3 separate regions of the Homo sapiens genome follow, and all the other regions are linked to region 1. Evidence: chromatin loops called from intact Hi-C (ENCODE). Cell type or tissue: chondrocyte. All regions are shown on one strand. Each heading gives the region's core, and the rest is flanking DNA. Links, peaks and the distances in the headings are about the cores only.

The links. Hi-C counts contacts between places; a loop is a spot of excess contacts. Peaks named below come from ENCODE experiments on the same cell type or tissue, not always from the same donor. Only the 100,000 strongest peaks of a DNase experiment are listed, where the experiment ranks them.
Region 2: it touches region 1 in a loop (3-fold over the local background); 9 of 110 quality-filtered maps call a loop at or near these places.
Region 3: it touches region 1 in a loop (9-fold over the local background); 13 of 110 quality-filtered maps call a loop at or near these places.

The regions. Positions count from the first base shown.
Region 1 is chr14:67,280,040-67,291,208 of GRCh38, forward strand. The region is part of intron 3 of PALS1 (protein associated with LIN7 1, MAGUK p55 family member); the gene reads left to right. It also overlaps a transcript of GPHN not described here. Among named protein-coding and RNA genes, the nearest start is that of PALS1, 44 kb to the left of the region's middle. In chondrocyte, for the core only: CTCF peaks have their summits at 6,013 (motif pointing left) and 6,215; no DNase peak of the experiment used is centred there.
Region 2 is chr14:66,491,520-66,502,688 of GRCh38, forward strand. It overlaps CCDC196 (coiled-coil domain containing 196), which reads left to right. Exons shown (of 10, transcript NM_001351576.1): 7 at 107-166; 8 at 534-675; 9 at 6,590-6,648; 10 at 6,834-7,034. The coding sequence ends at 6,953. Among named protein-coding and RNA genes, the nearest start is that of CCDC196, 11 kb to the left of the region's middle. In chondrocyte, for the core only: CTCF peaks have their summits at 4,145 (motif pointing right) and 4,367; no DNase peak of the experiment used is centred there.
Region 3 is chr14:66,355,238-66,366,406 of GRCh38, forward strand. No RefSeq gene overlaps it. Among named protein-coding and RNA genes, the nearest start is that of CCDC196, 130 kb to the right of the region's middle. In chondrocyte, for the core only: a CTCF peak has its summit at 4,385 (motif pointing right); no DNase peak of the experiment used is centred there.

The sequences.
Region 1 (11,169 bases), core at 1,136-9,135:
TTCTGTGGGGGGAAAAAAAGTCCTATGAGATATAAGTAGATACAACCGAACCAAAAGAATTCTGTGACCAAATGGATTTTGAGAACTCTGGGCTAAATAAGTTAAATAGCTTCTTATCACGGGACTTCTCATAGCTGTTAGAATGTTACTAGGCATTGTGAATCTACAAGAGAGATTGATATCAAATGCATGTTTCCAAACTTAGAATATTTAATCATTGAATTTACTGCCTGCCCTTCTTGCACGTGCACATACACCCAAGTGCTCACTGAACTAGTGTTAGGAGAGCATTTTATTTTTTGGTGGTTTGCTATTTTTTAGGTGTGAAAAAAGATATATTTCTACTTTTTTGTAGAAGGAGAAAGTTTTTATTGTCATTGTCATCATTTTGCCATTCATTTAAGGGTCTGTTTAGCCTGTACTAAGTGTTTTAGCAAACATTGTTTCATGTAATAAAATAATCCTGTTAACAGTACTCTGTAATCTCCATTTTGGAGATAAAGAAATTGAACCTTAGTTAAACAACTTTTTAAAGACACCAATGGTAGAGCCAAGTTTGAATTTGCCAGATCAGGTGTTGATGTACTACACAAAATGGTTTGAATGGAAACCGGTATCCAGCCTGCGTTTCACTCACCAGGCCAGAGCTGTGGCTACCCAGAATAGAGCACCTTTTTCTAATTTGGCCAAAGGTACCATGTATATGCCAGATTTGTTCCTCATTAAGTCTCTTTATTCCAACTCTGGAGCAGTTTCCTTCCTTCCTTCCTTCCTTCCTTCCTTCCTTCCTTCCTTCCTTCCTTCCTTCCTTCCTTCCCTCCCTCCCTCCCTCCCTCCCTCCCTTTTCTTTCTTTTCTTTCTTTCTTTTTTTTTTTGAGGTGGAGTCTTGCTCTGTTGCCCAGGCTGGAGTGCAGTGGTGCAATCTTCGGCTCACAGCAATCTCCGCCTTCCCAGGTTCAAGTGATTCTCCTGCCTTAGCCTCCCGAGTGGCTGGGATTACAGGCATGTGCCACCACACCTGGCTAATTTTTGTATTTTTAGTAGAGACCGGGTTTCACCATGTTGGTCAGGCTGGTCTTCAACTCCTGACCTCATGATCTGCCCTCCTTGACCTTCCAAAGTGCTGGGATTACAGGTGTGAGCCACTGTGCCCGTCTCAAGTCTGGAGCAGTTTCTACTACATCACATCATCTTCTTTTCTTTGTTATAAATTTTTATTCAGGATCCACATTTCATATGTACATGCTTTTCTGTGTTTTAAGAAATCATAGATATGTGTTCAGTCATAGTGAAGTCTGCTAAATTCCTGCCTTCAGACATTTTAATTACAGTGAAAGCTAAAAGATTACATTTTTTTAATACCTTTATGTGAAAGAATTTTATGCTCTTTTTTCCTGAGGGTTTTATTAGAGTAAAAATACTTCATTCCTGATTGCTTCTTACTAGCCTTCATTTCCCACCACTCTATTATTATTTATTTATTTATTAAAATATTCTGAAAATATTTTATTGGAGAAAGTTTGTTATATCCAGTGCAAACCTGGATTGATTCTTCTGTTTTTCTGTTTACATTCCCTTAAGATTAAAGTATTTGTCCATTTGGTTTACTTAGAATCAGGTGTAAGTATCCATCTGATAGGTAATATTCATGTAATCACAGTAAAGAAACAAATATAGCTTCAGCCGGATTCACTTAGTAAGAGAACAGTTGTGAGTTTATGGTTTTGTTTGTTTTGCCTAAGCACACAAAATTGGACATCATTTCTCTTAATTTTTTTTTTTTGCTTTTTCCTGTTTCTGTTTGAATGTTCTATTGCTGACTTTTTTACAAATTCAGATTAAAGGATACCTCTATTCCAATGTGTAATCTGCTGTGGTTTTTAAAAGTACCTATGTGTGGTCCTTGAATTTAAGGCAGTTTTGTGTATTTTATTTTAAAGTAATTTGAAATGTCATAACAGGTATTTGTAATTCATTTCTTGGATAGGAGAAGATGTATTTTGAGAAATAAATGATATATTTTATGTTGATATAGTCAACACAGATATCTGTTATGTAAGAATCATGAGAAATTAGCATAAGGTATAGTTTGCTATTGTCAGTCATAGCCTCAGGTTTTTAACTTTTTGTTTAAAGTGAAGTGTAATAGCTTTTTGCCAAACTTTTTTTTCTTGTTCATAATCTGCTAACACATCAAACTGTAAGAGAAGTACTCCCTGAACATTGTGTGTGTCTCCTGGCTAGTATTTGATTAATACCCATATGACAGGAGACAACTTCTCAGCCTTTTTCACATCTAGAAACAGCAACCTTATTTTAAATGAGGGAAGAATGGGCAACTGATTTATTTCTCTGAGAGGAAGCCTTCAGTTTCTAAACAATACATCATCATTTATCTGTGAGTAGACAAAGTATTCTTTTAAGAATCAAAAATATGATTGGCAAGATTAAGTAATTGGGTGGTTTTTAATGAAAAGCATTTGTAAATTTGACAATGTATGATAATAAAAGTACAGGGATGGAATTGATAGAAAATACTCAGAAAGGATGAACTGAATTTTCTTGTTTAAAAGCAGTTAGAATTTTTTTGAAAGATAAGAAATAGTGATATGGGAACTAGATTTCAAATGAATAATTAGTATTATAAATGGTAAAAAATTTGATATTAGGGAGGCTTTCCTTAAAATTGGCATTAGTTTTTAAAGCTTGCTTTGTTACAAATATTATTGTCTTTGTTCTCTTTCATAATCAGAGCAAACTACCTTGTGAGAGAAATCCTCGGAAAAGAAAATAATGCAGGTTAGAGTGGGTTAAGCTAGAGTAGGGTAATTTTCATATATTTCTATATTATAGATTTCACTGTTTTTGTGTTCTCAGTTAAGTAATTTTGGGCCAGGGATGTGGACAAGGAAATATATAGATAGAATACTTGAATAAACTAGGGATGACTGCCATCTATCATATATGTGACTATAAAATTGTTGTCTTTGAAGCAGTGTCAGGAAAGGGAACATACACACCCATATATATCTGTGGTGAGCTGTTTAGTGGTTAATAAAAAGACTCCTGGAATTTGTGATTAGGGGCTTTCTAATCTATGAGATACTATTAGTGTGAAGAAGGAAAAACACACCACGGGGAAGAAAACCGGGATGAATAAAGCTAAAGAACAAAATATTTTCATAGAATTAATAGCATGTTTCAGTCTTAATTAGTGTCTGCATATTTTTTGTCAGATGTCTCTGGATATTCAAACTATTAAGTCAAAAGATTATTGACATTTTAAAGTAAAATAGCTCTTTCAGATTTCATTCTGGCATTTAACTGACTTTTGATTGATCATGGGGCATACTGGAATTTTGTGTGATTGTAAACTTTTTTAAAGGTTGGCTTTAAGATAAAGTTTATTTCAAGCCAACAGACAAAATCCCAATGCCAGTAAATCTTGAGTTTTAGTTCAGCCTGCTTCTGAGAAGTTGATTATTTTTACTATCAAATTTTTGTTTAGCTATTGTTACAGATATTTCCAAATAAATGTTATTAGCCATTCCTTCAGGGAATTTTTTTTTATCTTCCTGGAATTGAAATAATTAAATCTGTTGTCACTAGATTTAATGTTTGAAGTGTTGGGATCATTTGAGAATTCTGTGATTTAGTCAGGTTGCTAAAATTAGACCTAAAGATGTAAAAATTCATTAGAGTATATGTATAGTAATGTAAATTTTGTTTATTAAATACACATAATTCTATAGAAAAGTAACTGCTACATCATTCAGTCTTTGACACAATACGTTGAAACTTCATTCCACTTATTAAGCAGTAGTAGGTTTTAAAACTTATTTCTGCCTGCGAAGATTTGCTTCGTTGTCTTACGGCACATTCAGAAATGTATGCGGTAGCTGCATATTGGAAAGTAGGGATAATAGAGTCAAAACTGAGTTTAAATACTTTTTAATGTCACTAAATTGCGCTATTGACTTTGGGCATGTTACTCAATTTTTCTGAGCCTCGGTTTCAGGATTTTCTTGAGGACCAAATGAAAAAAGCATTTGAGTAAATGGCACACTACAGGTTTGAATGAAATTTAATTTTTGTTAGAACCAGAAGCTACAGAGAGATCATCTAACTCTGTAGTCCATAAAATTTGTGGATCTTAACCACTAATTTCTTATTTCATTTTAAAAATAACTTTATTAAGGTATAATTCACATACCATAAAATTTTGTCTTTTAAACTGTAGAATTCATTAGTTTTTAGTATACTCACAAGGTTGTGCAGGCAGGCGTGGTGGTTCACGCCCGTATTAGTAGCACCTTTGGAGGCCAAGGCAGGAGGATCTCTTGAGCCCAGGAGTTTGAGACCAGCTTGGGCAACATAGACCCTATCTCTTAAAAAAAAAAAAAAACAGCTGGGCATGGTGGTATGCTTCTGTAGTCCCAGCATACTAGGGAGGCTGAGGCAGGAGGATTTTTTGAGCTTTGAGCCCAGGAGATCGAGGCTGCAGTGCTAAAAAAAAAAAAAAAAAAAAAAAAAAAAAAAAAAAAAAAAAGGTTGTGCAATCATCACTACTATATAATTCCAAAATATGTACCCATTAATGGTCACTCCCTATTCTGTCCACCACCTGGCCCTTGACAACCACGAATATACTTTCTTTTTGGATTTGCTTATTCTAGACATTTTATATGAATGAAATTACATAACATAGGCTCTTTTGTGACTGGCCTCTTTTCACTTACCATTATGTTTTCAGGGTTCATCCATATTGTAGCATGAATCAGTACTTCATTTCTTTTTTATGGATGAATTAATATTCCACTGTACAAATATACCACATCTTGTTTTTCCATTCGTCTAGGTTAAAAAATTTTTATTTTTATTTTTATTTTTTTGTAGAGACGGGATCTCACTGTGTTGCCCAGGCTGGTCTTGACCTCCTGGCCTCAAGTGATCCTCCCACCGTGGCCTTCCAAAGTGTTAGGATTAGAGGCATGAGCCACCACAATTTTAATTCCACAGGTAGATGTACTGGAAACTGATGTAATTTCCTCCTACTTAGTAATATTAAGTTCCCCATCTGAGTATCATATTTGACCCTACAGTTTAGAGGAAAAGAAATCTTAAAAGTTTCAGAAAAAAGTCATGAAGTTGGTTGGACTTGAAATTTCTGAGGACAGGTTAAAAGAGTTGGAATTATTTACACAATGAAATGGAAAAGCTTAATGCTGGGTATAGGTCCCTAGAAGCTATCTGTTTTCATATGGGGTAAATGAGAGTAATATATAAAAATAAATGATGCCAATCCAGATGGAGATTCCTTAGGTAAATTTTTTTTTTTTTTTTTTGAGACGGAGTCTCGCTCTGTCGCCCAGGCTGGAGTGCAGTGGCGCGATCTCGGCTCACTGCAAGCTCCACCTCCCAGGTTCACACCATTCTCCTGCCTCAGCCTCCCGAGTAGCTGAGACTACAGGTGCCCACCACCACCCCTGGCTAATTTTTTTGTATGTTTTTAGTAGAGATGGGGTTTCACCGTGTTAGCCAGGATGGTCTCGATCTCTGATCTCCTGATCCAGCCGCCTCGGTCTCCCAAAGTACTGGGATTACAGGTGTGAGCCACTGCGCCTGACCCCCTTAGGTAATTTTAATGTTTACCCTTATAACCAAAAAATCTTCCACATGGTTACCCAGAGTTCTAGGCATTGGAAAGTAGGATTTTCTGATAAAGTAACTCTTGGTGATTGCTTTCTGTTGCCTGTTTCAGAGTCCATTCTTTTACGTTTTAGACTGACAGGAGAGGGCAAGGAGGGAGGACAGAGTTTACGAGGGTGGATTTGTGGACCCATGTGTATGTTTGTATTCATCTGATTAGTTGTATCCTAAAGCCAAATGTAAGTGAATTTTCTTACTTTAGAATAATATATTCTCTCTTTTAAATAATCAAGAGTTAAATGTTGCGTGAAATATTAGAGAAGATGGGAGCTTAATTTCTACTGAAAAATCAGGTAAGAGGAAATAGCTCCACCTACAGGGCAAATAATTTAAACTAGATATAAAGAAATTCCTTGTAGGAAATTTGTTACAGACTTGAATTTACTACCAAAGCTAGATTTGCTATGCCTGCCTCTACCTTCTCCTGGGCAGAGTGCCTCCATCCCGCCTTAGTACTTACTTTTTTGTCCACTCCCAACCTAGCACATATATCAGTCTTTCTCACTAGCCTTGTGGTTCTTCATTTCTCTCTTTCTCTGTCCATGTGGTTCCTTCTTGTGTCTGTTGTCTGTCTGTATGGGATTGGGGAAGGGAATTTCTTCTCTCTGTCCTCTGTCTTCTCTTTGTTGTCTCTGTGTCTTCATCTTTTATTATGGAAGAGTGTATTTGACAGGACTGATTTAGTTACATCTGAATGGATTTTTTAAATTCCCTGCAGAATTGTATAGAATGTTGAAAAACTTAGGTGGATTTTTGTTTAAGTAACAGATATATCCATCAAAGAATGGAACATTTCTTTGAGTGTGTGGAAAATTAACTGTTCTTAGCCGGGCGTGGTGGCTCATGCCTATAATCCTAGCACTTTGGGAGGCCGAGGTGGGTGGATCGCTTGAGCTCAGGAGTTGCAGATCAGCCTGGGCAACCTGGTGAAACTCCATCTCTACCAAAAAAAATACAAAAATAGCCAGGTGTGGTGGAATGCGACTGTGGTCTTAGCTACTTGGGAGGCTAGGTGGGAGGATCGCTGGAACCTGAGAAGTTGAGGCTGCAGTGAGCTCTGATTACGCCACTGCACTCCAGCGTGGTGACAGAGTGAGACCTGGTCTCAAAAAAAAAAAAAAAAAAAGAAAAAAACTGTTCTTGAATAATACGTATTTGTGAAGTGCTTTTAAAAATGTACCCTTTATGGCTGCGCGTGGTGGCTCACGCCTGTAATCTCAGCACTTTGGGAGGCCAAGGTGGGTGGATCACTTGAGTCCAGGAGTTCAAGACCAGCTTGGGTGACAGTGAAATCTTGTCTCTACAAAAAATACAAAAAAATTAGTTGGGTGTGGTGTTATGCACCTGTAGTCCCAGCTACTGGGGAGGCTGAGGTGGGAAGGATCACTTGAGCCTGGGAGCTCAGGACTGCAGTGAGCCATGTTCACACCACCGAACTCTAGCCAGGGTGACAGAGCGAAACCCTATCTCAAAAACAAAAACAAAAAAAAAGACACTGGAGATTCTGGTTATGATTAAATTAGAACTGTGGCAAAATAGGTCTTTTACATTTCCTTAGTTTTTTTTTTCCATAAATATATTGGATTAAAAGCCATTGTTCTGATATAAGAAAAAAGGATGAAATTATATTAAGTATGTTCTAGTTAAGACTACAGGGATATCAGTTAAATTCTACTTATTAAAAAGCACTCTAGTAGTAAAATGGGCAAAAGATAAAATGGATGAAAGAAGAAATTCAAATGGCTATAACTTGTAAAAATATGTTCTATCATACCAGATCCCAAAAATTAAAAGATTGATAATTCTTAAATTGATTTGTGTTTGTGAGAACAGACATTCATGTGCAACGCTGGTAGGGGTATGAATTGGTACAAATCCAGAAGGCAGCTTTGGCAGTATGTGTCAAAGTGTTAAATGCTTTTGTTATCTGATTAATAATTTTATCCTAGAAATTTATTCTAAGGAATTGGAAAATAGGTTGCAAAACAACATTTACAGTGTCATCTATACGGTTAGACCAGCATTTTAAAAGTTTGAAAGGCTACATGGCGTAGCAAAATAATACCAGTAGTTAACAGCCGAAAGGTAGAAGTACAGGTAATTTTCAAAATAATGTCAGTATTTTAGTGTCCTTTTGAGTGGCTTTGGTACATAGGAGAGATTATACAGAAACTCCTTGGCCTTAAAAAGTTTAAATTCCCCTGAGGTTGAAGAGACCCAGTAGGGATACAATTACCTTCTGGGCTGTCTATGGCTGCTTGTTGATTTCAGTCAGTGGTGAAATCTGAGGCCCTCAGTCTTTCACAACACACTAACAGCCAGGCTGGGGTCTCCCTTTTTTTTTCCTTCGAGACAGAGTCTCACTCTGTCGCCCAGGCTGGAGTGCAGTGGTGCGATCTCCGCTCACTGCAACTTCCGCCTCCGAGGTTCAAGCGATTCTCCTGCCTCAGCCTCCCAAGTAGCTGGCACTTTAGACATGTGCCACCACACCCAGCTAATTTTTTTGTATTTTCAGTAGAGACGGGATTTTACCATGTTGGCCAGACTGGTCTTGAACTCCTGACCTCAGGTGATCTGCCCTCCTGAGCCTCCCAAAGTGCTGGGATTACAGGCATGACCCACCGCACCCAGCCATGAGACCCTTTTAACAATTACTAAAGACCTTGCAAGGCATGGCTCACACCTGTAATCCTAGCGCTTTGGGTGGACGAGGCAGGAAGATTTCTTGACGCCAGGAGTTATAGACTCCATCTTTACGAAGAAAATTGTTTTAATTAAACAGTAATTTAATTGTCTACTCAGAGAAGTCTAGTCCCCATAAGATTGTAGCTTATGCAAAGCTTAACTGCTTTGTTGCTTTTATAATTTCTTTTTCTTATAAGATATTTAAGTGTTATCCTATTTTGCTTTTAAGACACTTTAAGGCTGTTGAATTATTTAATCTCTTAGGGAATTCTTTGGTAACCTCATTGTATGTGATGGAATCTGACATTTTATATTCTTCCTATCTATTCTTAATATTAGCTTATGGTTAGATTCTGGCTATCCCTCAGCTCTTATCTAGCTCTGGGCCACAGCTTCTTAGGTCATTCTAATGACGGTTTTGACTTTTAAATTTTTTCCCAAATTTTTCTTCATTATAAACTACTGATGAACGCACATATATGTATGTTTAGAGAATAATGACAAGGAAAAAGTTTTATTTTCTTTATTTCCTTTTTTTTTTTTTTTTTTTTGAGACAGGGTCTCACTCTGTCATCTAGGCTAGAGTGCAGTGGCGTGATACTGGGTCACTGCAACCTCCGCCACCCAGGTTCAAGTGATTCTCCTGCCTCAGCCTCCCAAGTAGCTGGGACTACAGGAGCACACCGCCATAACTGGTTAATTTTTGCATTTTTTTGTAGACCTGGAGTTTTGCCATGTTGGCCAGGCTGGTCTCAAACTCCTGACTTCGTGTGATCCACCTGCCTCAGCCTCCCAAAGTGCTGGGATTACAGGCATGAGCCACCATCGCACGTGGCTGGCTTTTAAGTCTTATAAGTCTTTATAAAAAAGACTTTTCCCTGTCATTATTCTCTGAACAATACAATATAACAGCTATTTACATTGTATTAAGTATTATAAGTAATCTAGAGCTGATTTTAGGTAACTGGAGGATGTGTATACCTTATATGCAAATACTCCACCATTTTATATAAGGGACTTGAGCATCTGCAAATTTTTCTGTCTGTGGGAGGTCTTGGAACCAATCTCCCACTGATACCGAGGGATAACTATATATATAAAATAAGGAAGACTAAATATATATATGTTTGAAAGGAAGACTAAAGTTGTTTTGATTTGGGGCGGGAAAGATAGCGAACCTCAAGAATCAACCAAAGAACTGTTAAAATCTATTTAAAAATTTAACTGCTGTTCAAATTGTGGGATACAAGATAAATAAGAGTCAGTGGTGTTTCTGCAGACCTTATAAGAAGAGAGCTGACAAAAAGGCACATTGGGAAGATTTTTTTCCATGTCCTTTTTTTTTTTTTTTTTTTTTGAGACGGAGTCTCTCTGTCGCCCAAGCTGGAGTGCAGTGGCACTATCTCGGTTCACTGCAAGCTCTGCCTCCTGGGTTCACGCCATTCTCCTGCCTCAGCCTCTCGAGTAGCTGGGACTACAGGCACCCACCACCACGCCCGGCTAATTTTTTAAATATTTTTAGTAGAGACGGGGTTTCACCGTGTTCGCCAGGATGGTCTCGATCTCCTGACCTCATGATCCACCCGCCTTGGTCTCCCAAAGTGCTGGGATTACAGGCGTGAGCCACTGTGCCTGGCCTCCCTGTCTTTTTTATACTGTCTTTGACTGTATAAGTCCTTGTATGTGCTCTAAGTTTTTCCTAGACTCATTTACAGGTTTAATTTTAGTCAAAATCTCAATAGGACTTTTCTTTTTGGAAGACTAGGAAAGAGGGAATGGGAGGTAACGAAAAAAGTGACATAACTAATTTACAATAGTCGAGAAACTTTTAAAGAAAGATCAGGTACTTGTCATATTAATATAAACAAACATTATAATGCTACTCTAACAAAACAGTATAGTTCTGATAGACCAGTGAAATAAAGACAGACTCTGATATGTGTAAGAATTTGGTGGCATTGTAAATCAGTGGAAAAGGAATTATTATTTGATGAGGTCTCACTCAGTTGCCCAGGCTAGAGTGCAGTAGCGTGATCATGGCCCCAGTGGATTCTCCCACCTCAGCCTAATGAGTAGCTGGGACTAAGGCACATGCCACAATGCCTGGCTAATATTTTGTATTTTTAAAAATTATTGTTATTTTAAAAAGAGACAGGATCTCACCATGTTGCCCAGGCTGGTCTCAAACTGCTGAGCTCAAGCAATCTGTTCACCTCAGCATCCCAAAGTGCTGGGAACACAGGCGTGAGCCACTGTGCCTAGACATTTTTTATATTTTTTTAGTAGAGACAGGGCTTCGCCATGTTGCCCAGGCTGGTCTCCACCTCCTGGACTCAAGCAGTCCACCTGCTTCAGTTTCCCAAAGTGCTGGGGTTACAGACCTGAGCCACTGCGCCTGGCCAGGAATGATTATTTAATAAGTGGTACTAGAATCATTGGTTATTTGGAGGAAAAATAAAGTTAAATTTTTTCAGATCTATGCTGAAATAAATTCTAGATGAATTAAAATTAAATAGAAGTTAAATAAAGTAGAAATTATAAAAAGCTAGAAGAAATCTAGGTAAATATTTTTTAATGACCTACAAGAAGAAGTTTATAAGCATAGAAACAGTGAAAGAAATCACACAGGAAAAGCAGGGGGGTCGGAGTTGACAAATTCTATAATAAGAGCAACCATAAATATAATTAAGAGGTAAATGGAAATATTGGAAAACGATTCCCAACAAATATGACAGAGTATATGTGCGTGTGCATGTACACTCACACAGCCTATTT
Region 2 (11,169 bases), core at 1-8,000, 790 kb before region 1:
AAATCTGCGACACTATAATTTTGCTATAAGGCTTTTGCAGCATATTGAGAAAACTGATTGCTGATCTCAATTTACTTTGTCACCCAGAGGCTCTTTCTTCCACCAGGAAAAGCAACAGAGGAAAATGGAATGGGTCAAGTATCAGGAACAAAATAACATCCTTCAGGTACTAAGATCTTCCAAGGCTGGATATAGGATGCAATTTCATTCATATAATACAAAGGCTTTTAGCTGCATATTGTGAAGCCCAGTCCCCACATCCTAGATTACCGATTGCCCTGCTAAAACAAATGTATCATAGAAAGATAGCTGAAGGGACCTATCTCTGAACTTGGAATAAATGGTATTTCTTCCTATATTCTTGATTTCGTTCTATTCTAAATGGGGAAAAATCACAAATACTTTCTACCCAACTTTTAAAGACTGAGCATGATGGAATTACTTTTTAACTTCTGGGTAAAGAGGATTCAGGTAACAATGGATTCAGAGAAGCCAATCCTATATGTGTAGTTTTGGAAAATATTCTCTTTCAGAATGATTTTCATGGCAAAGTGATTGAGCTGAGAATTGAAGCCTTGAAGAACTACCAGAAGGCCAATGACCTGAAATTATCACTGTATTTGCAGCAGAATTTTGAGCCAATGCAAGCATTTTTAAATCTTCCTGGGTCCCAAGGTAGGTAGAATATCCCAGGTACACAGTTTGAGGTTTTGTTTTGTTTATTTTATATTGGAGACCTTTACTTGTAAAGTGAGCAACACAATGCCTGGCACACAGTAAGTTAAATGTTAGTAGTACAGTAATTAATTTTTTCATTATCTTTTTTTTTTTTTTGAGACAGAGTCTGGCTCTGTTGCCCAGGCTGGAGTGCAGTGGTGCGATCTCAGCTCACTGCTACCTCTGCCTCCCGGGTCCCAGTTCAAGCAATTCTCCTGCCTCAGCCTTCCGAGTAGCTGGGATTACAGGCACGCACCACCATGCCCAGCTAATTTTTGTATTTTTAGTAGAGACGGGGTTTCACCATGTTGGCCAGGCTGGTCTTGAACTCCTGACCTCGTGATCCACCTGCCTTGGCCTCCCAAAGTGCTGGGATTACAGGTGTGAGCCACCACGCCCGGCCTATCATCATTTTTATGACTCAGAAGCTTCTTTACTAAGGCAAAGATTCTCTCTGGGAGAACTGTTTTCCTTTGTAAAGATAAAGTAATATATTACATACTTAGCATATGTAGCTGATATATAGCTAGCACTCAATAAAATATGTTTCCTTTCCACCTCATCCCCTTTTCTAGGAATTAGAATTGTTTAATCTTATTAATCTTGCTGGAATAGACTCTGCTACTTCAAAGCAGAAGGCCAAGGAGACAGACATCTGACAAAGGTTGTGAATTTTGTCAATCCAGTTGTCCCTCTGAGAGTTTCAGCGATTTCCCCACAGAATTTACGGCAATATTAGAGAAAATAATATAGTTCATTTAAAAAATAGAATATAGAGATGGCTCTGAGGACAGGGAAAAAGTTCTTAAATTTTCAAGTATCTATGAATATGAACTCCATTTTTCAAAAAGGACACGAGATGGGAAATCATGGCCAAGGGATGACAATGTTCTATCAGTATCAGTATGTATGTTTCTAATTTCTTAGTCTTATTCTGTAAAGCGCTTAAACAGCTTACAAAAATCACAGTCAACACATAGGGTTAAATAAATATATGAGTAAATCAAAGAAAAGGGAAAATAAGTTGAAGCCGGGCAAATACACAAGAATGCATAATGAGAGTACTGTACAGCTGGCAGAGGTAGGCTACAAATTTGGTTCTGAATTTTCCAGTAAAAAGAAACATGGATTTATGAAACTCATGAAGTAACAACAAACCAATTGCTCAGGAGAAACATAGTTTTTCCTGGTGTTGAAATCTGAGAGAAATTTCTCCTCCAGGTCCATATAATGGGGGCAGGACATTGTTTGTGTGATGATAGTCGCCAATGTCTTCAACAATATTTCAAAATAAATTCAGAATCTAAATTTCCTAGGTTGTTTCTCCTCTGTTCTTTGGCATAATCTGATAAAAAGATATTAATCTGAAATTTATTTTAAGTGACAAATCACCTCAAGATGATTTGATTCAGGTACATAAGACTCTCTGGTCTGGCTTGATCCATAGGTAAATTTTAGAAAACTAGTAAGACTGAACTGACTATCCTTCAGGCAGTATTCTATGCATATTTTTCTTTCAATTTATGTTCTAATAAGAATTGGACAGCATAAAATTGGAAAGAATCCTGGAATGCAACAAGAAGCAGTATTAAATCATTAAGATACAAATTTAAAAGACAGAAGAGAAGAGGGTTATGAGGAAGACAGACAAGTCCCTGTTTTACTTCATTCAAAATTAGCTGAAGGTCATCTCAAGGGATCTATATGGTAAAGAGCCAAAAGCTTTTTAGCTCCAGAATCAAATTAAGTCTAAATTAGTAAATAAGGGTTCCATTCAACTTGATTGTCTCAGGAGATATTTTTTCTCCTTGCATGTAAAACATTGAATCAACTTTGAATTGGAACAGCCACAGATCCACATCTTCTTTTCTCTCCTTTCCTTTTATGTTCCTGGAGAATTAAATGATAGGGTACTATACGGCTTAGTTACCACAAATTAATGTAGCCACAGGCAATGGATCAATGTGTTAAATTGATTCTGCATTCATTTAGCACTAATTATGGGCCAGTTTCATTTTCTAACACATGTATTCAAACTCTATAGGTTTGTTTGAGCCCAAGTGGATTTGAAATCTAATGGAGTCCTATATTTTGGTTATGTGGCCTATTTTTTCACCTCTAGTATTTGATTATTTAAAAGCAAACAAATATTCTCTTCATAAAGGATTTTAAAACTAATTATGTAAAGAGGTTATTACCAACCTATTTGGTAATAATTTCTTAATGGTAGGTGTTGTAGTATTTTCCAACTTTGTGTATCACCTGGACTATTATTTATTCAATATTTGTTGTTTACATTGACTTCTTTAGTTTCCTAAATGCATTCCTTGAAAATAAAATTTATATTACTATTTTAAATGAAGAATCAATAGAGTTTTCCACAATAGAAGGTAAACTTAATAATAAATACACAAAAAACAAGATTTTAATGTTCTAGAAAAATACATAAGCCTGAGATCTATTTTATCTCCATTAGGAAGTGAGATTAGAAAGACATACAGAATTTTGGCCAGGCATGGTGGCTCACGCCTGTAATCCCAGCACTTTGGGAGGCTGAGGCAGGTGGATCACGCGGTCAGGAGATTGAGACAATCCTGGTTAACATGGTGAAACCCCATCTCTACAACAAAATACAGAAAATTAGCCAGGTGTGGTGGCACACACCTATAGTCCCAGATACTCAGGAGGCTGAGGCAGGAGAATCGCTTGAACCTGGGAGGCAGAGGTTACAGTGAGCTGCGATGACGCCACTGCACTCCAGCCTAGGTGACAGAGCGAGACTTCGTATCAAAAAAAAAAAAAAAAGACATAGAGAACTTTAAAGAAAGCCAGCACCAAACTGCAACTTTCTCCTTGATGCCATCAAGTTTGAAATAATTGAAAAGGCAATAATTTTCTCACTGTGATTTATAGTATTTAATGCCTTGTCCCAACACCGAAATTTATCCCAATTGCCACCTAAAATCATCTCATCATCAAATTTTGGCAAATTGTAATTTAAGGAAAAAAGCACTGAATTTAAGACTCAGATACATGAGTTGCAGGCCTTCCTCTGAGGCTCACCAGTTATATGACTTGGAAAAGTCATTTAATTTCAGGTTTTAAAAATACAAACAACATTAACATGGAGCATGCTGAGAACTTAATACCTTGTGCAACCCTCACAGTGACTCTATGAAAGGTATTATAGAACAAGAAACAAGCTCAGAGAAGCCAGGCTTCTTGGCTCCATATTCAATCCTTATTCCCTAGACTATGCTACAAAATGGATGTGTAAAAGCATGTGACTTTTCATGCCTCTTCTAGATCTAAACGCTATAATTTGAATCCAAATTTATTATCTGTTTAACGTATAATCTTCTCAGTGAAGAAGCATACTCCTAAGGTTAATTTGTTCAGTAAGAAAATGTTAACTCTGCATTTAGCCCAGTAGGTGGCACCAACCACATCCAGGCTTCAAGTCCACAGAGTGGTAATTCAGGAACCATGAAATGCTGTGGGAGAGATCGGTCTTCTATTACTCTCAGGACAAAAGGTGCCACATTCATGTATCAAATGAAAAAAGAAAAAAATTTCTTGATGTTTTATCACATGCTCTTTTGGCACCAAGGTGTATTACTGGCAGCCTTGATTAGACCATGTTAAACTCAGTGTTCTGTTGCATAATTTTTACCTAGTATTTTACTCCCTGTACTACAGTTATCTCCATTTCAAAAAACAGTCACTGCCCACTTCCTCCACAATCCTTGTAGAATAGTGTTCCCTTCCACCACAGATAAATCAGGCGATTGGGGCACTAAAAGAAAAAATGAGCACTAAACAAAAAATAAAAGATGGTGCTTATTTGAAGTTTGTATACTTAACAGTGTTACAGGACAGCGTTTCTTTTTCTCTAGTTTCAAAAGAATTGAATTGCACAAACCTGTCTTAGAGAAAGGGTGGAATATAATTTTGGACACACCTCTCAGTAAATCAGGGTACAGGCTTTTCTGTTCTAAGCATTTCCAAGTAGATGAAGAGTTTACCTCAGTACTCTTAGCCAAGAATTCCTCCTCCCACTGTCCGATGTGCTGGTTGGCTGAGTTGCAGTGGTATGATCTGTGTAGCTGGCAAAATACAATCCTGTGTTAATATTACTGATTTTGTTACACTTCAACAAATCCCTACTTGTGAATTCCCTTGATGCCCAGGATGTGGCATTACCGTCATCCATGTTATCTCTTTGGCATGCTGCCTCACTTAGTCTGTTTATACCTACGATGAAGTCTTTACTTTTGATCTTTCCGGAGACAGGTGACATTTGAAAGGATTTACTTTTCCACCAGTGTAAAATTATAATTTGATTCAGGGTGTATTGTAGGCCCTCCCTAACTTCTATAGAGTCCAGAAGGCAAGTTTGTGGACTTTGGCAGTCACCTATCTTAGAGAGCACAGGTGCTAAGCAATCTCTAAATTCAACTGAATTTCCCATCATATCTGCTGGTGTTTAAAGAAGAGGTTTATCTTCAGCAATAATATAACTTGTGTTAAGACATTTGATTCTGATAGCTTTGCTTTTCTCTCCTCCCCTCAATCCCCACCAACTCTTAGCATTTCCTTGAGCTCTTCTGAGAAAAACCTGAACGTTGGATGTGAGTATTATGCTACACTTATAAATTCAGATGAAAGCCCAGCGAAATGGGAAATGAATACTCTTTGAGACCTTATTTATTCTCTAACTCCTTCTGTTCTGAAAGCAAGTCATTCTTCCTGGCTTTAACCTTTACTTCACTTTAGTATTATTCTTCCTGATGGCTGAACTACACTTCAGCAGGTGCTGCTGAAGGGAAAATAGTAGTGTTAAGCTAAAATGCTGAAGGGCAGGGGCGGAAAACCACAGCTAGCTCAAATCCGGGTCCTTGATAAGCAGTACTGTTGCTTTCAAGTACAGGCTTTTTAAAGCTTTGAGGCAACCTGAACCTTTTGAATGTCAAAGTTAGGTTTATGGTATTAATAGGTTATAAAGTTAATTTCTAAACTAAGTCATTCTTTTACTTCTTTAATACTTCACAGAAATTCAGGGGGAGAATAAAATTCTTTTCTTCCTAAATATAAATTTTGAAGCTTGACAAAATAAACTGTACCCTTATTAATATTATTTTAATGGGTGACAACAGATTCCATAATTTGTGGGCATCACACACTCAGGAGTGCAGCAGTATGTCTAGGAAAATGTTATCATATTTAGCAAATAAAAAGGGATACCCTATTAAATTTGAATTTCACCAAATAATTTTTAGTATAAGTGTGTCCCAAATATTTCATGAGATATATGAAAAATTATTTGGTGTTTATATTAAAATTCAAATTTAACTGGGAGTCCCATATTTTAGTCTGGCAACTCTAATTTAGAACAGACTCACTATCGGTTGTATTTAGCACCCTATAATTCTCCCTTTTTCTCCTTTTCATTGCCTCCCTTCTCACCCTACGCCTACCATTCTGTCTGCTTCCTCTTTCTCTTCCCCATCTTCACCTTTATCTTTTGTTTATTCTCCACTATCTATAATTGACCATTTTTGTGAAATATATCTATCTGGTTTATCTGAGGGTATGTATATATACACATAACTTATTATTCCACTTCTTTATTTACTTGCATATAATTCTTAAATGATTTTTCCCCCTGTGGGACATGAGCTGTAAACAGAAAAACAGTCTGCCACTCCAACTTCTGAAATATTGTTTGACAAAGTTATTTTCTAAAAAAAAAAAATCAGAAAATTCACATCAATGCTAATACCCACAGTGATACAAAACAAAACAAAACTAGTGGTTTTTTTTTTTTTTCCCCCTCAAAAGAAGCTCTTATTTTCCTAATGTTTCCCCTTAGGTACTATGGGCATTACAACTATGGACAGAGTGACTACTGGCAGAAATGAACACCATGTGGTGAGAACTACTTTCTTTAAACAAACAAAAAATCGTTTTAAGGGCTTGAATAGATAGTGGGTATAGATTTTTGGAATGCATTGCTTAACATATATTCTAATTTAATATTTTAGGGGATTTGCAGAGTGGGTGCTAGGGTACTCAATATTTTAGCTGTCCTTTTTCCTCTGTTTTTTCCTGTCTAGAGAATTCTGGGAACAAAGATCTACACAGAACAACAAGGAACTAAAGGAAGTCAGCTTGATAATACAGGAGGGAGACTCTTTTTTCTGAGGTCATTGCCAGATGAAGCACTGAAGAATTAGCAGGCTTTCGCTCCATTTGCTTTGGACAGATTTAAAGACTAGGCACAGCCATTTGTGTTAATTAAAATCTCTCGCACCTTTGTTTTAGTGCTGTTTTCCCTCTCTCCCCCGACCAATCTGGGTGGAAATGTTGGATGTCTGGCCTTAAACATGTATGGAATGTAGTCATTTAGGGATTGTAAACAACCTCTGATTATTTTGATAGCTTTTGGATTTGAAATGACCACATTTCAACCACATTATACAATATGTTTTTACTAAGTCCATAAAAAGGAGCTTCTCTCCACTTCTGAAGTATGTAATTGTGGACAGATCCAACAGTGGGAAATGAGAAAAAGTAGGTATAAAATAAGTAAAATTATATACCACAGACTTCTTTTACTCTCTCACCAAAAACATCAAAATGACCTGTTGATTCTGCCTCCTTGTTATCTATTCCTTGAATATCATCCACTTTCCTAGTACCACTGTGGTTTTGTTTTTGTTTTTGTTTTTTTCCCCAGGCCCTCCTTCCTGCCTGGATTACCATAGCCTCTTAATTGGTTTCCCCTGCTTCCAGTTCCTCTAATTCATCTTCCACAGTACCACTGAAGCTATCTTTTATAAAAGATAAATGAGATCATGTCATTCCCCTACTGGTTTCTCGCTGAAGTCCAAGGTCCTTCACAGACCATAAATGATATGCCTCCTGCCTACCTTCTCTGTCTCATCTTTCACTATGTCCCCCTTTTCTCATACATCCCACATTGAGCTCCACATTACTATTAATATTTACAGTTCTCCCCATGTATCATTAGTTCTATTAGGTCCATGCACAAAGTGGAAGGATACTTCTCTCCTTTAGCTATGACCATTGCCTGTTTGTCTTAAGGACTGAATGTGCTGCCCTTCTATCCCACTGATACTCAATCCTAGCTGTGTATTGGAATCCCCTTAAGAGCTTTGAAAAATAGCATTCTACTGGGCCCCGCCCCTGATAATTTAAATTATGGTAACTGAGCGATAGGGCAAAAGCATCCGTATTTTTTAAAAGCTTCTCAAGAAATTCTAATGGGCAATCAGGTTTGAGACTTGTTGCTAGGCTCTCTTACTTCTGTCACAGCACTAATTGAACTCTATCGCAATTATTGGTTTATCCAGCTACCTTCCTCATCAGGTGGTGAGCTCTTTGAGGGCCAGGATTCTATCTTGCTATCTTTTCATTTTGACTGCTTAACACAGTGCCTAGCATTTTAAAGAGGCTCAGTAAATGATATGTAGAAGGCCACAGAAAGTTAATTTCCAAGTCCCAGGTCTCTCGATGTCTTGCCTTGTGTTAATTACCACGGGATTATATCATAGTTCCTGAGATCTTCAGATATTTTCTTTCACTCTAAGTTGTCATTAATTTCCTATCTCATGTCAGTATAGAAGAGTTGATTTGTCACAAAACACTTCATAATCTGTAGGAATCCCTCATACTTTCTGGTAATAAGCAAAGTGAGCCAGCCAATTCAAAATCTTCTTTTTCTCAATGTCAATTTAAATCTTTAAAGATGCATTTTAAATATGAATTTTTAAATGTACTTTTGCACTGGAAACGGTTTACAAGAAATCACAGAATTTTGGCATTAGAAGGAACTTTAAATAACTATAAAGTTTCCTTCACTTTCCAAAAAAGGATACTGGAGTTCAGATACATTGAAAAGGTGTCTAAATTCCTACAGTTAATTGGGGCCAGGGCTGGTTACCAGAGCCTAGGTATTAATACTGCCAGTTCATATTCCAATCTAAATTGTATCTTTCCTCTCCTAACCACAAAAATAATGGCCTCTAAAACCCTGAGGTGATTAGTTTAATATTCTACCAACTGAGTTAGTGGAGTATGTAATTTACATTGTTTCAAGAAAGCCATCACTGTACTTATTTAGTCCCTGGGAGATTCTGGCAGTCCTGAGAGATTTTCCAAGTCAATTGGATTAGACAGAGCAATGAGAACAAAAGATGAAAATATAAAATCTGAATGTACTACTGATTACCTTGAACTAGTCATTTAACCTCAGGGCTTTAGATTCCCAATTTTAAAATTAAATTAAAAGAGCATCATTTGAATGTTTTAAAATTATGGGTTTGTTTTTTTTTTTAACCACTACAGTGAGTTTGAATTCGTATATGACCTCCCTCCTTTTTTTTTTTTTTCTTGTTTGTTGTTAACTAAGGCATGGAATAAAGTAGTTTACTTGGTAGCTGAGGTTGTAACTTCTTAAAAAGTGAATTATTTGCCATTGCCAAAGTATTTACATTTTATGTTCATTACCAGTCAGGCTTAACATCTTTCCTTCAAATGTTCCAAACCTTTCAATTTTTTCAAAACACAAAACTGGGATAGCCTGTTATCCTACTTTGTCTTTAGGACTTTATATTGGACTCTGACTTTCATAAGGGCAGTATAAAGTTATCAGTTAGATTGGGTGACTCCTCATGAGTGTCTGCATTTCAGTGAATCCAGGAAATGGATCTCAGTTTTGTGAGTACAGACAAATTTATATGGTCAACTTATTCAAAAGGTCAGAGACTTATTCAAGCTACTCAAACTCCCAAGAGATTAACTGATACACCCAATATTAAATTACAGAGAGGGCTATTACCTTACAATTTGGTGGGAATATGTCTATATTTAGGGTATTCCTATCTCCAAATCAAGTTATAGTAAACTGAACTAGTAATCAAAAAGTACTTGGGATTGAAACATCATTATTATAGTTTTATTTGTGCTCATAATATTCTGATTATATTCCTCTGAGAATAAAATCTCTGATAACCTTAACCACATATGGGCAATACTTTTCAATTTCAAGGTCAATTGAGGAAAAACCTGTCCCACCAGCAATACATTTACAAATCGTAACTTTGGGTAGACTATTTTTGTAACTTATCTCATTTATTTTATCTTGACTTTCTAGCCATGCAGAGGATATCAGCTAACATTCTATCCCAAAAAGTTGCCTTTTTGCATTGCCAGAAAGTGATTAGTAATGTCTGTCACACTTCCTAAATGAAATAAGGCCAACAACAGCCTGATACTTTCATCTTTAGTCTAGAATTGCAATAATCAAAGAGGGGAAGCGACAACACATAACATTTTGCCTTACACTCGTAGATCCAGGCAGAAAATCTAGTTTTAGTGTTGTTTATGTGAACAGTGGCCACCTTAGGTGGTGTCTCTCCTTTTATTGGTAGAGGCTTCTGTAACCTGTTGCACGCCAAGTAAAATCTCTATTGGTCCCTCTGGCACCTTGGAAGGAGCCTGCATTGCTACCAATTCAAAGTCCCTGTTGATTCATATGTTCTGTATTTAGTCAACAAATATTAGGAAATGGGAAGAGAACAAGGTCCCGTGCTGGAAAGGGAGGCTTGGTCTGCAACCAGTCAATTTCACGGCAGGAGATGCACAGGCAGATACATATGAAATATAATTATTACATGGCAAAAGTGAGAATTTTTCAGGACAACTAAAAATCCATCTTCTCTACTTCTTTCACAAATTCACTTATGATTCCTAACATGAAAACTTAAGTTTCATTTTAAGTATAAAACATGATATAAACATTCCTAGAAACTATATTTCTCCCAATTATTAGTCAACCTAGGGAAAGTGAGATTACTTAGGTTAACAAAATAATTTTTGTTTTGTACGTTGCTTTTTAAGGAAAAATATTTTTCTGGGGATGCTGGGTTTTAAGATAAATTTTAGTTACATAGAAACCAATGAATAATGGTAGAAAAGCATGATGCTTTTGATTTTTTAAAAGGTCCACTTAAAGTCAATCCATGTCAGTTTTTAAGCTTGGACTATCTTTTCTTGATATATATACTGAATCCTAAAAACTGAAGGCATTGCAGACAGAGCCCTTTTAAGAAATCAAATAGCTTCTGGGGCAATTAATATTACTTTCCAATTTAGCAAATCTCATTTTCCTTTCCCATATCTAATGATCTTTCCCTCTTCTAGAAAATACTGCCCTTCTCTTTTATGGTCTACCTTTTTTTTTTTTTCTTTCAGGAGGGAGAAAAATTAGTGCTTCCTTTAGAAATCAAAATTTTTGTTCCTGGTTTTCTTCTTTTATCAGATACACAGCCACATAAATAAATGGAAACTTCGTACATTTGTAAATTGTCAGTACATACCTAGGAAGAACTTCTCTACCTTCTGAATATTAATATGTGACTATATAGG
Region 3 (11,169 bases), core at 1,031-9,030, 920 kb before region 1:
GGGATAAGTTTACCTCACTCCTAGACAGAAACCCTAAAAAAAAAGAGTATGTTTCTAAGGCATTGATATCTGAAGTACTGCACCAATAAGCAATGTCATACAAGCAAGAAAGTAGTTTCATTCAGTTCTGATTGGAAAGAAAGGGAAAAGAATTTCCAAAAATATGTTATAGGCAGATTTTTTTCTTTCTTTTTTTTTTGTTTGCTTTTCAGAGTGGCTGGAGTTCAAAGGAGGTGTGTGTAGGATTCTCTGGCTGCAGAAGAGCCTTTAATCTCATAAGACTAGGAATGTGCTCAGAAAGAGCAGGCTGAGAGTGTACCTGGGACCTGAGAGCCTTCCCTGGCTAGGAGTCATCCCAGGAAAGTGGGCAGAGGGGCACAGCTCTGGGCAGGTCATGAGGTCAGGGAGGAGGAATTACGTGGGCAGAAGCTGCTCCTCCTCACCCGCTCCCATTGCCTTTCAGGAGCTGACATGAGACTTGCAGTTGATTCATGGATACTGCAGGCCACACAATTCGTGGATACTGCAGGCCACACAATTCGTGGATACTGCAGGCCACCTTGACGAGACTGTGCAGAGCCCATTTCTGTGATTTGGCTGGTAACTCGAGTAAAAAGGGGTGAAATAAGTGTCCCTCCCAGTTGTATCCCGTGACCCTCCAGTTTGGTTCTCTTTGCACTAGAATTTATTATCAAAAACATTATGTTAAAACTGTTTACATGTTAGGGAATGCCATGTTTAACAAAATGTGTTTTCTCTGGTTTCTGTGTGGACACTAATGTCAAGCAACCTGACCTCTCTTGCCCTCCCAATAAAGTTAGTAAGTCCCCACTGAGATGGTCTTTGCCAATGCAGGGATTGTGTAAATGGTGGCTCCCTGGCAGAGAAAAGAATGAAACACCAGACAAGTGGTTAGATTTGGCAGGCAGCTGGGCTCCCCCTGCTCAATAATATTTCCCACATACTTTCTACCTGGTGGAAATTTACTTTTTCCAACAGCAAGCTATTCTCTATTGAGGAAGGGCTTTGGTTATTAGCTGCCGTCACCTCTCTGACATTTGTTTTCATTTGATCACCAACTGATTAAACAGTCTCTGGGTTTAGGCCTGAGAAGCCAGAAGAGAAGAAAAAGAGACAACAAAGGAAGAAATAAGCACCTGAACAGATCAAAATTCCTGCTAAACTTGTGAGGCCAGTCAGGGACTGATGAGGCTTGAGATTTCATTCTTCTTAAATGTGTGGACATTGAAGGAAAGACAAGTTAGGGAGACAGGATAGCAGAAACGGTGGTCAGCAGGGCAGAGGTAGAAAATATGGATAAACCTCGGGAGACTTGGGAAGCAACCGCATTGGAAAAACCCAACTCTCTACTCCACTACCACCCAGAGCACAGGCTGGAGCCTTCTCTCCTTGTATAGGAAGAAAAAAAGGAGGCAGCTCAAGGGTACAACACCAGAATCCACAGTCTCTCAAACTCTTTTTCTGTAGAAAAAGGTTATCAGCTACTCCTGCCTCATCAACAGGAAAGAGCAACTCTCCCCATGGGCAGCCAGCAGCATAGGCTCTTATCTGTAGTTCAGCTAGAAAAACAGTGAGGTCCATTCCACCACCCTCCTCCTCCCCAGACAATAAACCCTCCCACCATAAGACACAAAAAGGAGAGATCTACCACATAGGTTCCAGCCCCCTGAGTTTGGACACCTCCAAAAACTACCTCGTGTTGATGTTGCAGGCTTTTGGCTCCAGTTCTGAAATCATATAATGCTGAGTTCAAACCTCTCCTCTTCTTCTAACATATAAATTGCCCTCTCTCTTAGCCTAAAAAACTTCTAAGAGGAGTTGCCAGGTAAGCATACGGAGGTATGGATTTGGAACTTAGAGGACTAGGCAGAAGATAAAAAGTTAAAAGTCAGTTGTTATTGGAGGTAATCAAAGCTGTGGCTTAGGTGAGATGGCCCAGAAGGAGCACAGAATGGTTGGATGCCCAAGTCTGTCAGGAAAAAATGTCAAAATCTTTCCTCAACTCAAAAATCTTTCCTTTACTCAAAAAATGAGTAAATGAGATTACTGAGAGTTCTGGGCTCTGTCTAGCAGACCCTCCAGGAGTGATTTGATTCTTTAAAGCTGGGCATCATTGATTGTCTTCCTATTGGCCAGGCTATTTCACTACTCTCTAGGGGTAGAAGTTAATTTGTAGAAAACTAATGGAAATGCAGATGACTGTTGTCCATAGCACTGTGAATAAATTTTGTTCCCACAGACATAAAATTTATTTTTACCTTGGGGTGAAAAAGATGACCCTGACCCCAAGCATTACATTTTATTTTTCTACAATATATTATCAATTTTGCATCTATGAGCAAATTCATTTCTGCATTCCTAAGTATACTTATGTGTGCCTTCAAATTTTCCTTTGACCTGATTTTAACATACTGGTTTCTTCACTAAATAATAAGTTACATAAAGCCTTTGATGTATTCCTTTTGTATTTGTGTGAGAGTCTTGATTTTACCTTCTTGAAAATTATACTTTAGCAGGACCAAGGCCTTAAGGATGGTCAACAGAATAGTCAGAGGAGCATGGCCTTGCAAAGGAGATGAGCTAAGAGCAGAAGCAGAACAAGAAGCAGGAGTGTTTGGGCACAAAAGTCAAGGTAAGTCAAGGAAAAAAGGAAGCTATCAACTAAATCCAAAAGGCATTTAATTAATTTCATCTTACTAGACCACACAACTGCAACAACAACAGCCCTCCATGCTGCCCTGCACCACCAATTCCTCATACAAGTTAAGAGGCAACCTTTTCTTTTTTTTCTTTTCTTTTTCTTTTTTTTTTTAATTTGAGACAGAGTCTCACTCTTCACCCAGGCTGGAGTGCAGTGGCGCCATCTCAGCTCACTGCAAGCTCCACCTCCCGGGTTCACACCATTCTCCTGCCTCAGCCTCCGGAGTAGCTGGGACTACAGGAACCCGCCACCACGCCCAGCTAATTTTTTGTGTTTTTAGTGGAGACCGGGTTTCACCGTGTTAGCCAGGATGGTCTTGATCTCCTGACCTCGTGATCCACCTGCCTCGGCCTCCCAAAGTGCTGGGATTACAGGCATGAGCCACCGCCCCCGGCCAAGAGGCAACCTTTTCTAAACCACTCAAAGCACAGGATGTCTTGTTCCAGCTTTCTCCTGGGACCAGGAGGCTTACTTATCTGACATTTACATAACCAAGGAAGCCTACTGAAGCCTTCTTTGAAGAACAAGGAACATTTACTTCAAAGTGATTCTCTATTCTCAACCTGATTGAATCAAATGGTACTGAAAAAACAAGAAGAAAAACCCCTCGAATTTAATCAAATTTAATTAAAAGTTTGTGCACCCCTTTTAATAGAGGATACATACCCTGCTACACTAACAACCTTAGAGATTGCCTCACTGCATTAACATCCATGAAGGCAATCAATTGGCAAATTTGATCATTCCCTTCGTTTCTAGCTCACAGATGGGAAAACTGAAAAGAATTGTGCAGCTGTGTCTGAAAGTATGTAAATTACTCAGCTCCCTCAAACTTGTTCTTGCTTTTTAAGTGAGCTTAAATCTGGATAAGCCCAACTTCCCCCTCTTTTTCCCATGTTCTGACCACCAGATAGATTGCATATATCATAGCAAACACCTTCTCCTGTCATTTTCCAACTGTGAGAACCTGTAGAAAGCAGGAGCAGAATGTGGAAAAAAATCATTAAAATCTGACAAATAGTTTTTTAAAAGCAAATCTTCCAGGTGTTGTTCTCTAACCTCAAAATGCATAAGCCAGAGGATTATGCTTGAAGATGCGCCTTTTTTTTTTTTTAATTCCCATTTGTCCAGGTTAAAGGAAAATTCCCCAACCACTAACAGGCATCATTAGTTTTCATTTGCTGAGCACCCAATGGATGGATCAGCCTCTTGAGTTGGGTGCTCTACTGCACCACCTGCTATGATCTCTCCAGGTGTATCTGCAAATGACTCTTGAGCTAACAAGCCTGAAGTTTTTCTGCTCATCAGAAGGGCACTTAAAGAAATTACCCATTTGCCTAGAACTGGAGGCAGCTGCAGTCACTGGTATCCCAGATGGTCCCACTTTTTAGCATTACAAATCCTAGAAGAACCTGACAGTACAATAGAGCTCTCACCCCAGCATCCACCTTCTCACTTGCTTCTCAAAGGCAAGATGTCAAAGATGCACTCGTAGTCATTTTCAAGCTTTAGAGCTTTTGGTACCTATCAGAGAATAAGCGCAGCCCAAATACATCAGATGCCATTTGTGAGTGCATGCCAAAAATACCTTTGGTAAATTCCAAGATGCGATTCTTAAACTTGATGAAATATTAGTGTAATTGTATGAACTCGCCACAAGATGGCAGGCTTTAACTTCCTAAAGGCAACCTAAGCTTTTTTTTTTTTTTTTTTTGGCTTTGATGCCTGTAGGGTTGGGGGGGACACTGAAATGACAAGCTGTGGGCAGAGGCATCTACTCGTTTATTAATATTACCAGGCACAGCTTGAGGAGATCTCACATCACTTTAGGGAGCTGATTTGTTTTGGCATTTGGTTGAAGAAGAATTATTCCCTAATCATTTGTCAGGTGAGATGCTTTTAAATTTTAGCTCTTGCCCTCAGAGAAAACAATGTCTGCCAGAAAGATTCACAGCAGGGGCATGTGTATATGTGCAGAATATTCACCGGCATGTTAACAACACAGCAATGTTGTTTTCCTGGAGTTTCAGAGAATAAAGAATTAACCCAGGGACAAAATAAATGTTAATATACATAACTGAAACACACAAACAAATCAGAGGGGGGAAATCCTATTAATAGTAGCTCGCAAATACTATTTCCAACTATGTTTATAATGTTCACCATTAATCCTGCTTTCTCTTTGTTACTTCTAATGACTCACCTACTAAGAGAGTCAAGAAAATAAAGATGCAAAAATCTGTATTTTAAGATGTCCAGCCATATCTTCAAAAAGCAGAAAACAGAAAATCTGTTGCAACTTGTTTAGAAAGAGAGAATTATGCACTCGTACCCGTGGGGAAATCTACCAGTTAGGGAGAGGACCAACTAAGGCTGGAAACAAATGAGGACAGGGACCCACACAGGGGATGGTGGTTCAAACAGAAATAATCTAGGATCTCTTGAACAAAATGAGGAAGTAATTTGGTTGCATTTGGATCAAGCAGATTTCAGAGCAATAAGAATCAGGTAAGGGCAACAGAGAGAGTTAATAGGGGGCATTTTAGACTCACAATTAAGATATAATTTCCTCAGGGCCTTGGAAATAACAATAGCTTTCAGAAGGTCATTAGCACGCAGACTTGGAGATTACTTCAGCCCATCATGTTCATAAAGACGCACTCACGGGTCCACCCCACAAGAGCCAGTAATTAGATTCTACCACTCCCTGTCCCAAGCAGTCTTGCACAGTGACCGTTAACCTCGGCCCCAGAGGTGGGAGAAGTGATCCGAGAATGCTGTCTGCACAGGTCAGGGCTCATAAAGGCAGTAGCAATTAACCTCCCTGCAAGCGTGTGTCTGCCTGGGAGGGGTGGGGGAGTGCGCTTGGCAAATTAAAATGCATTTATAAACAGTAGGTTAGAAGAGCTCAGAGGAAGAAGAACCTTGTAATGAGTGATGGTTATTAATGATCATTATTATCCTTGTCCTGACCCAAGAACTATTTCTTAGAATGTTTACTTAGTATGCAAACTGGAGCTCAAACATAAGAGGCTCTGAAACTCTGCTGTTAAATCTGCCGGTTTTATAGAGATAAGAAATGGCTCCATGAGTGAAGTTCCCTTCCTAAAAGTTAATATATATAAATGAAAATGTTACAGCCCCCACATTCCACCAGAAGAGAAACAGATCGATTCTCTGTGTGGTGACTCCCATAATGGAGGGCATTAGGGCAGGTTTAACATGAATAAGATATTGATTTCCCCTTGTTACTTGATTCAACTTTATTCCTTTTGGATTGCCAGAGGCCTCTGTGACAACATAGGCTGTGGTCTGGAGAGCAATTGGGAGCTGTATTTTCTGGTCCTTTATTTATTCATTAAAGTTTTGCACTAACAATATCTCAGTGAAAAAGAGAGAATTCAGTGAAACTCCACAAGTATGCCTGATCCTTTTTAGACTTAATAAAGAAAGTAAACAGGTTATTTTAGAGGCACTGAGAAAGGAACAGGCAGGCCATTCTTAGTATGGTTTATGCTATTTGTTGAGGATTTTTTGTTGTTGTTAAAATTTTATCATTTATAAATATAGTCCCGATAATATTTTATATACTACACAAAAGGATTTTTAGGGAAAAGGGAACATCTCCTCTCACATACCTTCCTCTCTCTCCTAATCCACATGTCCCCTGTTGGTAGCACTGATAACTTGGATATACGTCCAGGATTCTCTGTGCTTTTGTATGCATACACACATACAGAGTTTTATGAAAACAGAATTATGCCATCCATGCTGTTGCAGAATTCAATAGGTCTTGGATCTTTCTATGTCAGGATAGAGAGTGTCCTCAGATTTTTAACAGCTGCATAGTATTCCACAATAAAAATACTCTCTCACCTATTTAATCATTCTCCCACTGACCGGCTTTCAGAATGTTTTCTGTTTCCAGTTGCTACAGTGATGCCTCGGGGTTCATATACCTTGGCCTCACAGAGAGTCCCTGGACATGTGGGCAGCCAGAGGAGAGGCAAAATGGTGGTGGAATGGGTCTGGGATGGCAAACGTATGTCCTGGAACTACTACCTCCCTGCTCTGGCAGCCTGTGGCCCCAGAGACAGGCTCAAGAGAATATCTGCAAAGTTTCCCCACCCCTGCCTAATCCCACCCCATCCCCACATCACTCAAAACAAGACGGGTGCAGGTGAGGCTGAGAATCAGCTGGAAGACCTGGGGAAGCCTCATATGTAAGATGAGAATGTTGAAACTGAGTAAATGTGTTGGACACAGTGACCTGAAGCCAGGGAAGTTGCGAGAAGTGGACACTTCAGCAATAGACAGAGTGTTTAGAGCCAACACAGCAAAAAGAAACAGACACATAGCAGCAGAATCCACAGAGGAAAGCTCTGCCCAGGGCCACAGGCAGGAGAGTAGGACAGAAGGGGAGAGAAGAGGCAAGTCTGAATTGCCTGAGTATTTATTCTAAAGATACTGAGTTCAACAGAAGACTCTCAAATGTGCTTTGAATTGGCAAGCTTATCACCACCAGTGAAAAAGAAGAATTGAGCATTGTATTAGCTTTCTATGGCTTCTATAACAAAACACCACAAACTGGGAGGCTCAAACAACAGAAATGTATCATCTCAGAGTTCTGGAGACTAGAATTCAGAGATCAAGGTATCAACAGGGTTGGTTCTTTCTGAGTGCAGGGAAGGAGAGACTCTTTTCTATGCCTGCCCTCTAGCTTCTGGTGGTTCAGCGGCAATCTTTGGCATTCCTTGGATTCTAGAAGCATCACTTTCATCCCTGCCTTCATCTCCACATGAAGTTCTCCCTGTGTGCATGTCTGTGTTCATTTCCCCTTTTTATAAGGACACCCTTCACATTGAATTAGGACCCACTGTTATGTCCTCATTTTAACTTGATTGCCTCTGTCAAGACCCTATCTCCAAATAAAGTCATATTCTGGGTACCAGAGGTTAGGATTCCCATATATCTTTTTGAGGAGGACACAATTCAACCCATAACAAGTGTCAAATTTGGGGAAAAGAAATAAAGTTCTACTTTTGCATACCTGAATTATGTAGACTGGAATTTTTACCCCCAAAACTATTTTGCTTGCATCATAGGAAAACTAATAGAGAGCTCTGCCCTTGAAGATGCTTGAACTATAGCCTGAAAAAATGTGTTTCCATACTATATTGTCTCTAAATTCAGCAGAATTGGCAAATAATCCCTTGAATTTCACTGCCTTACCTCTGCAAAAGTAAGACCCTCGAGGTTCCAGGAAAGACTCCACTGGCCACCAAGCCCAACAGAGAAGAGGCCCTGGGGAGACGGCAGAATAAGTTGCCATGTGGTGAGAGCTGCATTGCAAAGGTGTGGGAGGAGACACCTGGGACCAGCCAAGGGGGCTTCTCGGGGTGCCTGGACAGAGCATAGATTCCTGAGAGCAGGGAGCAGGACAGGAGCCAGGCTGAGAGCAGGGAGCAGGACAGGAGCCAGGAAGCTCAGCTGATGAATCTTTTTGAGAGGCAGCCTTCCCAGGACCCATCACCTATTCATGATTTACTTTCCTGTTCATCCCAGGAAGAGCTAGACAGTGGCCTCAAGGGGTGGTCTCCAGGTGCCAACCCCAAAGGTCAGTCCAGGTCTCCATGACAGCATTTTGAATGGCCAAGTAGAAAGCAGGTAAGGTTCATGCCACACTCAGAGAGAAAGAAACTTGTCAGAGCCAATTTGCTTTCAACTAGTAAATATCTGAAATAAGGTCAGCAACTCGGCAGCAGGAGGCATTTTGTGAAGCTTACGAAGGACTGCAGTACCTGCCATTCTTTCTTGATAGTTTCTATAAGACCTCACACACTGACAGAGATGGTTATGGAGCTTGCTCAAGGCTGCTGTTGTCTTTGTATGTGTCAGAAGCCCCACAGGTCCTTGGAGGGTGGGTTTCTCAGTACCAACAGTGGATGAACTGTTGGAGACTACTGCAGGACATTTCTTTTTCTTTTCTTTTTCTTTTTCTTTTTTTTTTTTTTTACTTGAATGTCTGGGATACATTTGCAGAACACGCAGGTTTGTTACATAGGTATACTTGTGCCATGGTAGTTTGCTGCACCTGTCAACTCGTCATCTAGGTTTTAAGCCCCGCATGCATTAGGTATTTGTCCTAATGCTCTCCCTCCCCTTTTCCCCCAACCCCTGACAAGCCCCAGTGTGTGTTATTTCCCTCCCCGTATCCATGCCTTCTCATTGTTCAACTCCCATTTATGAGTGAGAGCATGCGTTGTTTGGTTTTCTGTTGCTGTGTTAGTTTACTGCAGTACATTTCTACTTGAGAGCAGAGCTCAGAAAATGTCTTGTGTCAAAATTAACAAAAATCACAGAGAGAAGCCACAGGGAGCTGGTGAGTATCTCACATCTAACTGCTAGATGGAGTTTTACTCCGTAAAGCAAAAATTGCATATCATGTGCACGTATCTAGCAGACTACTTGTCTAATAGAATATGGTAAATAAACAACCTGAGTCTCTCACTCTCACTAGGATGGCTTTGGGCATCTTTTTCTGTACTGGCATAGAGTTCCCCAGGGGCAGAAGCTCCAGTTGCCCAAGTGGTGACCTGCTTGATAACACCCTTTCCTTCCTTGACTCAGTTCCCCCTTCTTCTACTGGTGTTCCCTGGCATCACTTCCCAAATGAACTACTGGCACCCAGATCCTTGTCTCAAGGAGTAGCCAGCCTGGGACAACCACCTGCTGTTTCACCAAGGTGTAGACCATGTTCTGAACATGGATTTGCAAAGAAACCTACTCTGTGCTCACCACTGTGCAGGCTGGAGGAGAACACAAAGTGAGCAGAAGACAACCTCGAGACAAGCAGCTAGTGAGGACTGTGGATGAAGGTAGGGAGATAAGTAGGTTTCACTGAGAAAGAGAGGGTGGGTGTAGAGGAGCTATTTTCTCCCCCTGTTCCTACATCAGATCTTAAAATAAGAATGTGTGCCCTCTTGGTATACTGGGGAGAAAGTCCTCCCACTCTCCCCCCATCATCTGCATTCCCTCCATGTCCCATCTGCTGGTGCACGGAAGTGTCCTGAGCATGTGGCTAGCTCTCACTGGCTCTCTTTTGGACACCATCTGCCCATAACCCTCAGGTGATTTCCTTCACACTCCAGACTTTTCCACGATATAAAAGTCTACCTTTCAGCCCTGTGGAATCTCGCTTCCCTACCTGTGACGAGGTCATAAGTTCAATTCAGAGGGGGAAGACTATGAAGTCCATATTGCCCTGGACTCTGAGCCACATTCCCCTGGGACTGGAATAAGATAGATACACCCAGCCATTTTGGACTCCTATGCCTAGTCCTCAACTGGTTCAGGATTCAGAGGGCAGATGGCATGATTAATCAACACTTTCAAACAACAACTGTCACCAAGTATGCTACTTTCATGGTGGCGCAGTGGGAAGAGGACTCTCTCCCTTGCTTTTCTGGCAGGAGTGTTTCACGGCTTCATTTTGCGGACAAAAGGTCTCATGGTTGACCGAGAAACAAATTGCCAGCAGCAGGCAGCAGGAATCATGCAGCCCAACTCCAGGTGCAAACATCTGGCTTCTCTCTGATTCATTTAGTGAAGATTAGTTCCCCTCACATCTCCAAACTGGCTGCTCTAGAAAGCAGGCCCACCTGAGTTGTAGCATGAGAAAGGGAAGTGTTCTTAGCCAAGTCACTTCCCATCTCAGGGCCAGAGAAAGCCTGCCTTTTGTCTCCTGCCTTCTTTCCCAGATCCACATTGCTATATCTCCATGAACAAATATGTTTTTCTGTCAGGTCTTTGACTTCCAATTGACTCTGTGCTGCAGCCAGACCCTAAAGTATCTCACACCCAAACTCATCTCCATTTGCATAGATAATCTTAAGCCTCTTCCAGCTTTAGGACTCTATGATACTATGCGTCCAGAATTCCCTATGCATAGAACATCTTAACCCTTCGATTTCCCCCAGCCTGAGAGTCACAGCCCCTGCCCCCACCACCACCACCTAGAAGTTGTATAACTGTAAATAATCCCCTGAAAATCCACTGCCCCACCTCTGCAGAGGAGAGACCATCAAGGCTCCAGGAAAGACCCCGCTGGCCACCCAGTTCATCAAAGAAGAGGTCCTGGGTGGCAGCAGGGTAATTTACCCATGTGGTGGGTCATGCACTGCAAAAGACAGACAGCATGTGCTGCATCACTCAAGACTGGACAGAGAGGCAGAGGTAGACAGACAGACCAGATCCACCCCAACCCACGTAGACCCTATCTCCCTCTGGGCTCATGAGAAACTCATTTCTATGACAAAGATTGGTAGTGGGAGAGAGATAATGTTTGTCACAGTGAGATCATGTGAAACAATTATTTCAATGCCCCAGGCACTGGCCTACATAACTTCAGTAAGATTGATCTGGGTTAACACCAAGGGAGTTTAGAC